2 separate regions of the Homo sapiens genome follow, and region 1 is linked to region 2. Evidence: chromatin loops called from intact Hi-C (ENCODE). Cell type or tissue: dorsolateral prefrontal cortex. All regions are shown on one strand. Each heading gives the region's core, and the rest is flanking DNA. Links, peaks and the distances in the headings are about the cores only. Region 1 has its middle 25 kb from the start of CIT. Region 2 overlaps CIT (citron rho-interacting serine/threonine kinase).

Region 1 (5,382 bases), core at 92-5,091, 98 kb before region 2:
GCCCAGGCTGGAGTGCAGTGGTACGATCTTGGCTCACTGCAACCTCCAGCTCCCGGGTTCAAGCGATTCTCATGCCTCCACCTCCTGAGTAGCTGGGACTACAGGCATGAGCTACCATGCCCAAGTAATTTTTGTATTTTTTAGTAGAGATGGGGTTTCTGCATGTTGGTCAGGCTGGTCTCGAACTCCTGACCCCAGGTGATCTGCCCACCTCAGCCTCCCAAAGTGCTGGGATTACAGGCATGAGCAACTATGCCTGCCCACATTTCAATTTGAATTACATTTTATTTTTTCCCACTTTATTGAGCCATAATTTACATACAATAAAATGCACCATTTTAGGGCTATATTTAGATGAGTTTTGACAAATGTATACGCCATGTCACCGCCAATGCAATTAAGCTATAGAACATTCTTGTTAGACCCCTGGAGATCCTTTTGCAATTAATCCTTACCTTCATCCCCAACTCTAGCTGCCGTCATTTTTTCCCCTCTCTAGAATTTTATATAAATGCAATCATACAGCATGTATTCTTTTGTTGTTTGTTGCTGTTGTTTTTTTGAGACAGAGTCTCACTTTGGTACTCAGGCTGGAGTGCAGTGGTGTGATCATAGCTTACTGCAACCTCAACCTCCCAGGCCCAAGGGATCCTCCTATCTCAGCCTCCCGAGTAGCTGGGACTACAAGTGCATGCCACCATGCCCAGCTAATTTTTATTTTATTTTTTGTAGATACGGGGTCTCACAATATTGCCCATGCTAGTCTCAAACTCCTGGGCTCAAGCAATCCTCCTGCCTTGGCCTCCCAAAGTGGTGGGATTACAAGCATGAGCCACTGCCTTCGGTTTTGTGCTCTCTTCTGAATCTGGCTTCTTTCACTCAGCCTAATGGTTTTGAGATTCACTTATTTTCATTTATTGTATTGTTTGTATCAATAGTACATACCTTCTTTTTTTTTTTTTTTTTTTGAGACAGAGTCTCACTCTGTCACCCAGGCTGGAGTACAGTGGCACGATCTTAGCTCACTGCAATCTGCACCTCCAGGGTTTATGTGATTCTTCTGCCTCAGCCTCCTGAGTAGCTAGGATTACAGGCGTGCACCACCACGCCCAGCTAATTTTTGTATTTTTAGTAGAGATGGGGCTTCACCATGTTGGCCAGGCTGGTCTCGAACTCCTAATCTCGGGTGATCCGCCTGCCTTGGCCTCCCAAAGTGCTAGGATTACAGGCATGAGCCACCGTGCCTGGCCGCACATACCTTCTTAATGTTGAGTAGAACTGCACTGTATGGATACACCACCATTTATTTATTCTGCTTTTCCTTTTTATGTTAAATTGGGAAGAAAAGGAATCTTACAACATTGGCACTTCTTATTTAGGAACAGATCATCCCTGTCTTTTCTTACTCAGGCCTTGTTTGTAAGTCTGTAGTCAAGCTTTGCGGTTTTCTTTATGAACCCCTTGCCCTTTTCTTATTGTGTTGATTTCTAGGAACTGGATAGTTTGTTGTTACTGGAGGAGAATAATTTCTCTTTAACATTAGCTCAATGGTTGTTACTAGTGTAATGGAAAGCTATTGATTTTGTGTGTATGTGCATTCATCTTATATTGGGCTATCATTTGGAATGCCTGGTCTACAAGTGCACGCCACCCCACCTGGCTAATTCTTAATTTTTTTGTAGAGAAGGTGGGGTCGGGTAGATGGTCTCACTTTGTTGCACAGGCTGGTCTCCAACTCCTGGACTCAGGCAATCCTCCTGCCTCAGCCTTCCCGGGCTGTGATCTCCTTTTCTAAGAGTGATACTCCTTTTTCTTATACGTGTAATCTCTGAGGAAAGGGAGAAAAACGGGAGGCAGATGGTTGGGGTACAGGGGTAGAGAGACAGAGAGAGGAGGCGAAATGAGAAAGCTTGAACTCCTGATGTTGGGTGGGACAAGAATGAATTAAGTGGACTCCCTGGAGCTTAGCTGAGAGAAGGGTAATTGGAAAAGTCCAAGCAAGAGTCCATTTCCTATGTCAGAAAATTGTACAAGGTGTGGCCCTTTTCCTTTATTTCTAGTCTCTGCCCCAAGCATCAGAGGAGCTTTGAACGAAGGAGGGTGGGGCAAGCATGTGAGAGCAGACCACTCCCCACAGATCATTCTTTCCCCCCACTCCAAAGCTGGGCTTATCGGGGAGGGGAGTAGGAGATGATGCATCAGACACACTATCAGAGCCTTTGGGGCTGGGGCAATGGCTCATGCCTGTAATCCCAGCACTTTGGGAGGCCAAGGCAGGAGGATCGCTTGAACCCAGGAGTTCTAGATCAGCCTGGATAACAAAGGGAGATCCCACCTCTACAAAAAATATTTAAAAATTAGCTAGGAGTGGTGGCGTGTGCCTGTAGTCCCAGCTACTCGGGAGGCTGAGAGGAGAGAATTGTTTGAGCTTTGGGAGGTCGAGGCTGCAGTGAGCTGTGATCACACTGCTGCATTCCAACTTGGGCAACAGAGCAAGATCGTATCTCAAATAAAGGGGGTGGGGTGGGGGCACTTTGGGAAAGTTGAGGACATGAAAGCCACAGCGTTTGCTAGGGATGTCTCTTAAGGGTGGAAAAGGAAGGTTCCATAGAGAATGGTTGAAGGAAGAGACTGGAAAAATAATAAATTGGGGGTTTTTTTGGACATAATATTTAACCAGTTGCTTTTACAATGTCAACTGTATTTCTATCATCCCTGTTTTAGGAATGGTGCAATTAAGACCAGAGAAGACATTGTCATTTGGGGCGAAAGCCCATCTATCTCATCTTTGTAGAGACATCCCTCTCTGAGTCAGACTTGGATGTCGACTTTCATGGCACTGCCAGATCAGCAGCACCAGATAAAGCATATCAAGGACCTTGTTACTAAGACAGGCACTAGTGAAAATGGGGGCTGCCCCTGCAGCTACTCTATTGGGCCACTAGATAGCGCTTCTGCTTCGAGGAGGTAAAATGCTAAACCAAGCAATGGTGCTTTAGATGGTTTAAAGATAAGGAAGCAACTAACGGAAGTAATTTCCAGGGCAGGACTCTAAAAAGGCTATTTGGAAGAGAAGTACAGGTGCTCATTAGGTAGTGTGGAATGAATGTGATCTAGAAAATTGCTTACATTCCATAGGAAAAATTTACATTGCTAAACAAGGAAATTAAAAAGACACAATGAAATGCCACTTCATCCCTATTAGGATGGCTATTATATATAATATAATATAGATATTAAATGGAAAAATATATATTATTTATAATATATAAAATATATAATTTATAATATATTATTATATAATGTAATTATATTATATATTATTTATATTTATTGTTTTATATATATATAAAATGGAAAATAATTTAAGTGTTGGTTAGAGTGTGGAGAATTTGAAGCCCTGATTCGTTAGTGGTGGGAATTTCAAATGGTGCAGCCACTTTGAGAAACAGTTTGGTGGTTCTTCAAAAAGGAAACAGAAGTGACGTATGATCCACTCCTACGTATGTAAATATACCCCAAAGAATGGAAAGCAGGGACTCAGATATTTGTACACCAACATTCTTTCAGAAAACAGAAGCAACCCACGTGTTTATGAACAGATGAATGGATAAACAACATGTGGCATATACATGCAATGGAATATTATTCAGTCATACATGGAATGAAGTCCTAATACATGTTACAACATGGATGAACCTTGAAAACATGCTAAGCGAAATCAGCCAGGCACGAAGGGCTGCTGTATGATATCATTCCACTTATATGAGGTGCCTAAAATGGGCAAATTCATAGATACAGAAAGTAGAATAGAGGTTAAGAAAGCAGAGGCTGGGTGCGGTGGCTCACGACTGTAATCTCAGCACTTTGGGAGGCCGAGGCGGGCAGATCACTTGAGGTCAGGAGTTCGAGACCAGCCTGGCCAACATGGTGAAACCCTGTCTCTACTAAAAATACAAAAATTAGCCAGGGGTGCTGGTGCACGCCTATAATCCCAGCTACTTGGGAGGCTGAGGCAGGAGAATCACTTGAACCCAGGAGTTACAGGTTGCAGTGAGCCAAGATTGTGACATTGCACTCCATCCTGGGTGACAGAGTGAGAGGGAGACTCAGTTTAAAAAACAAACAAAAACAACAACAACAACAACAAAAAAACAGAAAGCAGAACGGATGTTGCCGAGGGAAAATGAAAAGATGTAGTTTAATAGGTACAGAGTTTGTTTGGGATGATGACAAAGTTCTGAAAATAGGCAGTGATCATGATTCATTGCACGTTATGAATGTACTTAATGCTACTGAACTGTATGCTAAAGAATAGTTAAATAGGCCAGGCACAGTGGCTCACGCCTGTAATCCCAGCACTTTGGGAGGCCGAGGCTGGCAGATCATCTGAAGTCAGAGTTCCAGACCAGCCTGGCAAAACTAATGTCTATACAAAAAATACAAAAATTAGCTGGGTGTGGTGGCGCCGGCCTGTAATCCCAGCCACTCGGGAGGCTGAGGCAGGAGAATCGCTTGAACCCGGGAGGCGGAGGTTGCAGTGAGCCGAGGTCGCGCCACTGCACTCCAGCCTGGGTGACAGAGCGAGACTCCGTCTCAAAAATAAAAGTAAAAAAATAAAGAATAGTTAAATGAAAAAATTATGCTGTGTATATTTTACCACAATAAAAATAAATAAATAGCTGGCCAACATGGTGAAACTCCGTCTCTACTGAAAAAAAAAATACAGGCCCGGCGCGGTGGCTCACGCCTGTAATCCCAGCACTTTGGGAGGCTGAGGCGGGTGGATCACGAGGTCAGGAGATCGAGACTATCCTGGCTAACATGGTGAAACCCCGTCTCTACTAAAAACACAAAAAATTAGGCCGGCACCTGTAGTCCCAGCTACTCAGGAGGCTGAGGCAGGAGAATGGGCGTGAACCTGGGAGGCGGAGCTTGCAGTGAGCCAAGATCGTGCCACTGCACTCCAGCCTGGGCGACAGAGAGAGACTCCGTCTCAAAACAAACAAACAAACAAAACAAACAAACAAAAAACAAAAGTTAGCCAGGTGTGGTGCCATGTGTCTGTAATCCCAGCTACTTGGGAGGCTGAGGCAGGAGAATCACTTGAACCTGGGTGGTGGAGGTTGCAGTGAGCCGAGATCGCGCCGCTGCTCTCCAGCCTGGGCAACAAGTAAGACTCCATCTAAAAAAAAAAAAAAAAAGAAAAAAATATTAATAAAGCTATGCCCTCTGATATTTGTTCTTGGCTAAGAAAGCTGCTCCTGACATTTTATTAGCTAACTTGCAGTTGGATGTAAAAGCCTATAATCAAAATACACCAAGGTGGGCAGATCGCTTGAGCCAGGAGTTTGAGACCAGCCTGGGCAATATGGTGAAACT
Region 2 (5,382 bases), core at 288-5,287:
TTCAGTGAACTAAAAATACCTTTATTGAAGCAAAAAAAAATCACATTTTGTAAGGATCAAAAAAGAGACATTTTATATAAGGTACAAGAAATAGAAGAATTATATCCCCAAGATATATGTGATAACATACTTGTTAGTTTTTGGACGTGACCAGATTTTACACAATCCTTAAAAAATGCAGCAACCAGATTTTAAAGTAGTTCTCTAATCTCTCTTTCTGTGCCCCATTAGATGTATATTGGATCTTCTCATTCTGTCTTTGTCTTTTGACCTCTCATGTTTTCCGTCTCTTTGTCTCTGTGTGTTGCATTGTACACAAATGCTTCTTGAACTGTGGTGTGCACATGAATCACCTGGGGACCTTGTTACAACGTAGGTTCTGATTCCATGGGTATGGGGCAGGGCCTGAGATTCTTAGAGAATTAAATTCTAACCAGCTCCTGAGTGGTGGTGATAATGCCAGTGTGTAGACCATAGCTTAAGTATCAAGGTTCTATGTGATTCCCTCAGATCTAACTGCTAGTTCACTAAGTTTCTCTTCAGCTGTATCTAGTCTGCTATTTAACATATTCAGTGAATTTTTAACCTTAAATTCAAGAACAAGACTTTTTATTTATGGAAGTTCAGTTTGGTTCCTTTCAAATGTACCTGGTTCTTTTTCAAAGTGTCATGTTCTTTGATAAGAATTTCTACTAATTTACCTTGATAATAAAAATTTGTTTCATGGCTCATTTTAGATTGTTCTTTTATCTGCAGTTTTTGGAGGGCTAATTCTCCCATTTCTTGTATCTGTTGTTGCACCCGTAAGGTGTAGTTGTTGATTTTTACTTTTTAATTGTGAATTTATTTCTGGTAGGGATTGGAAGGAGGTTGTTGGGGTGGGGGTGGGGTGGGGAGAAAATCCTGTGTGCCCTGGGTTGCAAAAACACCCCTACAAGTTGTTCTCCACTTGCATCTGCCAGTGCTCCAAGGGCTCAGTGATCCTGGACCAGTAGTCATGTTAATTTCTTGAATTGTAACAGGATACTGTAAATGTGGACACTCTACCTGAGGTTACTGCTTCTTTCTATCTGCTTTATTTCCTTCCCACTGAAGGGCCCTGGACAAGGGTAAACATCTCATCACTTTCTGGGTGGCAGAATATTTCCAGTTCCCCCACTTCTTTTTGGCTTAAGGCTGTGGCTTTTTCCTCTGCCTGAATGTGGCCCTAAGAAGCCCTTCTTTTCAAACTTTCCTGTTGTACTTGACCGACTAGCTGTCTAGAGGTTTATATCCCTAGCTTTTAATCTTTGCTGTGAATATCTTACCTGTTACCAGCTAGTATATTTCACATTGACTTCTCTTTCCTTTTTTTTTTTTTTTTTTTTTTTTGAGATGGTGTTTCGCTCTTGTTCCCCAGGCTGGAGTGCAGTGGCACGATCTTGGCTCACTGCAACCTCCACCTCCCAGGTTCAAGCGATTCTCTTGCCTCAGCCTCCCAAGTAGCTGGGACTACAGGCATGCACCATCACATCTGGCTAATTTTTTTGTATTTTTAATAGAGATGGGGTTTTACCATGTTGGCCAGGCTGGCCTTGAACTCCTGACCTCAGGTGATCCACCTGCCTCGCCCTCCCAAGGTGCTGGGATTACAGGCATGAGCCACTGTGCCTGGCCTACTTCTTCTTCCTTTTAACTTGAAGATTATCTGCCCCTTTTTCTAATCTTAACCGCATTAAGCTGGCTTTGAGCATGGCAAGAGTTTTATAGATGAATCTTATTTTATAGTACAGGATTTCAAAATCATAATTATTTCACTGAGGGTGGCTTTTACTCTCCATTAATTATACTTCTCACTCAGAAATGGAATTCTATTTTGGTCTCCTAAAGATAAATTAGTATATAGTGGAAAGGAATTATAAAGTTCTGCTAGGAATTAAATGATATGATTAACACAAACATCCACATGGATGTGTCTCTGCCCTGTGCAGGAAAGATGAACATTCAGTACAGATTCTGCTCTATGTCACTAGCTTTCAAGACCTGCAGGTTCTCTCCTAAGCATGCAATTCCTGTGAGCAGTAGCAATAATAGCAGGTCATATTTGTGGAGTGATTACTGTATGCTAAGAACTGTGGTAAACACTTTTATATGGATTATTTTATTTAAACCTCCTAATAGTCCATTGAAATAGATATTGCCATGTTGAAAACTGAGGTTCAGAGAGGTTAAGTGACTTACCCAGTGTCACAGAACTAGTAAGTGGTGGAGCTGGGATTTGAACTGAGATTCCAGAACAATTGCCATTAACCACTTTGCTTCCATATTAGTATCATCTGCAAATCTCTCTCCATAAATTTCCTCAGTCTTTATCTGAGTTTCCTTATTTCAGGAAGGAAAACTTCTGTTTTTGATCCTTATGAAATACAATTTCCATTAAAACTTTTTTTTTTGCTATTAAAAAAGGTACCGGATAATTGAAACCAGATTGGATTTGAGCCTGTGTTGATGGAAGTACACATGGGATGTGGGCTGAAGTGTTCAATCTAATTTTTCTTTCCATCAGCTAATTTTTAAAGTATTAAGCAAGTAGATTCTGACACTAACAGGGAAGATTTAAATTCTCTTGAGAGACTGGAGGTGTTAAATAATTTTCTGGTAGTGCACATTTTACATCTTAAATCTTCCTCACTCTCCCACCTCATCTCAATGTACCTGAAGCTCTGGGAATGTTCTTTTGTACTTCTCAGGAACAGCCAGACCTCTGGCTTCATCTCCTCTCCCCTCCACATCCCTTTCCTGCTCCAATTACTTCCCAGCGCCACTTGGATGTTGTTGTCATCGGGGAACTTTGGAAACAGCCAGATTTTTTTGGAGTCTGTAAGCAGAAAACAGACTGCTTGCTGCTCATATCTGGCACCCAGCTTTGTCCAGAAAACGAGGAGTTAAAAAGAAGTCTGGGCTGTGAAGGGCTGTGACAACTGTCCTAGGGGGAGCTCTAGCGAGCCCTGGCGGGCAGTGACTCATGCTGCTCTGTCACTGGGATCAGCACTGGCCCCTGGCAGGCAGGCGGCAGCCAGGTGGGGTTCCAGCCAGAGCACGCACGCACGGAGCCGGGAGCATGCAGCCTGCACTGCGGGGGATGTGATGCTCGGCTCTAACTCGCCTGGCTGGCCCGCCACGGACGCCTCAGCTTGCAACCATGGTAACGTTTCTGGCGGGGGACACCCCCGGGAGCCCACCGCGATGGGCAGCCTCCTGGTGACTGATGGACGAGTGTCCACCTCCCAGACCGAGAGCGCTTAGTAGGTCGGAGGAAGTGGAGAGGATGTAACACGCCCCCAGCCGGGAGTGAAGCCCTGAGGAGGTAGGAGCCGCATATGTCCATCCGTGCATTCCCACCGTCAGCGCGCAGGGGTGCTGTAGATCACCGGTAGGAACTTTATTTGGCTGGTGCTTCATTATGCTGATTAAACTGCAGTGGATTTGATGGGCATGATTGCGCTGGGGAAGATGCATAATGAACTAAAAAAAAAAAAAAGTGGTTAATAAGATCTCGGAGTCGACTTGTCCGGGTATGAATGAAGTAGACTGCAGTGGTATCCTAACAGGAGTTCCAGAACCTCACACATCCCTTTTCCTGGTCCTTCCTCTTATCCCGGTTAATCCACGAAATGTAGAAGTTCCATCTTATTTCAACGATTAGTGCTAATCATTAATAATTTAGACCTGTCTGGAGGAGGGAATCCATAGGTTTAGGTCTCCTAGCATCCTGGCACTAGCCAGCAGCTGCTCTGTAGGAGCCTTCTGGAAACAGCAGGAAGGAGCGGCTTCCCCACGAGTTCCCCAAGTGCTTTCGTTGGCCCAAGTGCTTTCGTTGGCCCAAGTGACCTGTTTGAGTTTGCTCTTCAGTTTACCCCAGGCGGGAAGGCAGCCTGTCTGCGGGTTGGTGGCCATGTTGGCAGAGAAGGGGTTAATCTCTTGTTGCTGTAGGAGCCGAGGTTGCGAGCTAGATTGAAAGCAGGCGCTGCAGTGCCATCGCCAGCGCCGAAGGAGTAAGACGATCTTCTCCGCAACAGTGTTGAATCCGGCTGAAATTTTTTTTCCTCCCCGCCTCCTTTCTTGTTTTTCTTTAACCAGCTCCTCCCCCCTTCGTTCCCACCCTCAAGTCTGACGATGACACCTCCAATTTTGATGAACCAGAGAAGAATTCGTGGGTTTCATCCTCTCCGTGCCAGCTGAGCCCCTCAGGCTTCTCGGGTGAAGAACTGCCGTTTGTGGGGTTTTCGTACAGCAAGGCACTGGGGATTCTTGGTAGATCTGAGTAAGTGAAAATTTGACTTTCTAAAGGGACCTGCATTGATGCAAGGCTTTTGGAGCCAAAGGTGGTGGTGGGGGGGTGGGGGAATAGGTGGGGGGAGTGCAGTGGAGGGAAGCTGCTAGTCACCTGCATTGGGAAAGCAGTCTACCTGTTAGGGCTTTGCGGGGGTAGCCTGTTAATATTCTCATTTTGCAGTGTGTAAGGTACCTGTTCCTGTCTGTGGTATGATAATTGTCAATTGGGTACTTTGGGTTAGTTTTCCAATCTTTGGTCTTCTTTAAAGGGGAGAGAGTGGGAGATTTCCAGCAGTGCAGATCCCCGGTCAAAGGAGAAATGTGCAGGAGTTAAGATGAGCTGCCCATCTATCTAACCATCTATGTATCTGTCTCTCAAGTGGGTGGATGGGGGTTGCTATCTTGGCTGTATAAAGAATCCTAAAAACCTTGTCTCATAAGCTAGAGGTTTCCTGATGGGTTTAACTGAGCTGCAAGTGGCTGAACCAGAGCTCTAACAGAGAGATGGTGCTCGGCTCCTCTCCAAGTATGCTGCAAGATCAGGGATCTGGCAGCTGAGCCTCTCTGAGCTGGTGGAGCGCTGGCAGCCAGAGAAAGCCCCGTTACTGTGAGCCACCAGGAGGGAGTGTGATGTAGCCGAGTCATTGATTCACAGAAACTGGGCTTCATAGGGGGAAAAAAAACCAGGAGACTAGAAAATGGAAATATAAATATCACTGTAAACCTCTTGATCTGGTAGGTCTTTCTCCATTCTCATAAAAGCTATTGAAAAATGCATTAACAGAGCACTTGGAATTAGAGGGTCGAGGCTTCCAGGAGCCTCCTGGAATTTCTGTAAAATGCAGTAGCTTCTGTGGATGTGGGAGGTCAGTATCTTGCCTCATTCTCTCATGATACAATGACATTCTGTTTTCAGAGGAGTGAGTTCCCCAGAAGATCTTGGACTGATGGTGTTATTTGCCAGCCACCCTGGTCCCTGCACTTTCAGGTTCTCAGAGGGTAATGTTGGGTTAGTTGCTGCCCACTTAGGAGACGAGCAGAATTTGATATTCTTCTTGGCAGCATCTT

The links. A loop is a pair of places that touch in the nucleus more often than their neighbours do. Peaks named below come from ENCODE experiments on the same cell type or tissue, not always from the same donor. Only the 100,000 strongest peaks of a DNase experiment are listed, where the experiment ranks them.
Region 1: it touches region 2 in a loop (4-fold over the local background); 14 of 110 quality-filtered maps call a loop at or near these places.

The regions. Positions count from the first base shown.
Region 1 is chr12:119,899,784-119,905,165 of GRCh38, reverse strand. No RefSeq gene overlaps it. Among named protein-coding and RNA genes, the nearest start is that of CIT, 25 kb to the right of the region's middle. In dorsolateral prefrontal cortex, for the core only: a CTCF peak has its summit at 2,937 (motif pointing right); a DNase peak (open chromatin) is centred at 2,915.
Region 2 is chr12:119,802,127-119,807,508 of GRCh38, reverse strand. It overlaps CIT (citron rho-interacting serine/threonine kinase), which reads left to right. Exons shown (of 48, transcript NM_001206999.2): 10 at 4,120-4,303. Among named protein-coding and RNA genes, the nearest start is that of CIT, 73 kb to the left of the region's middle. RefSeq lists an enhancer at 2,631-3,182. In dorsolateral prefrontal cortex, for the core only: CTCF peaks have their summits at 2,779 and 2,983; DNase peaks (open chromatin) are centred at 3,008, 3,368, 3,998 and 4,858; H3K4me3 peaks cover 2,861 bases; H3K27ac peaks cover 3,015 bases.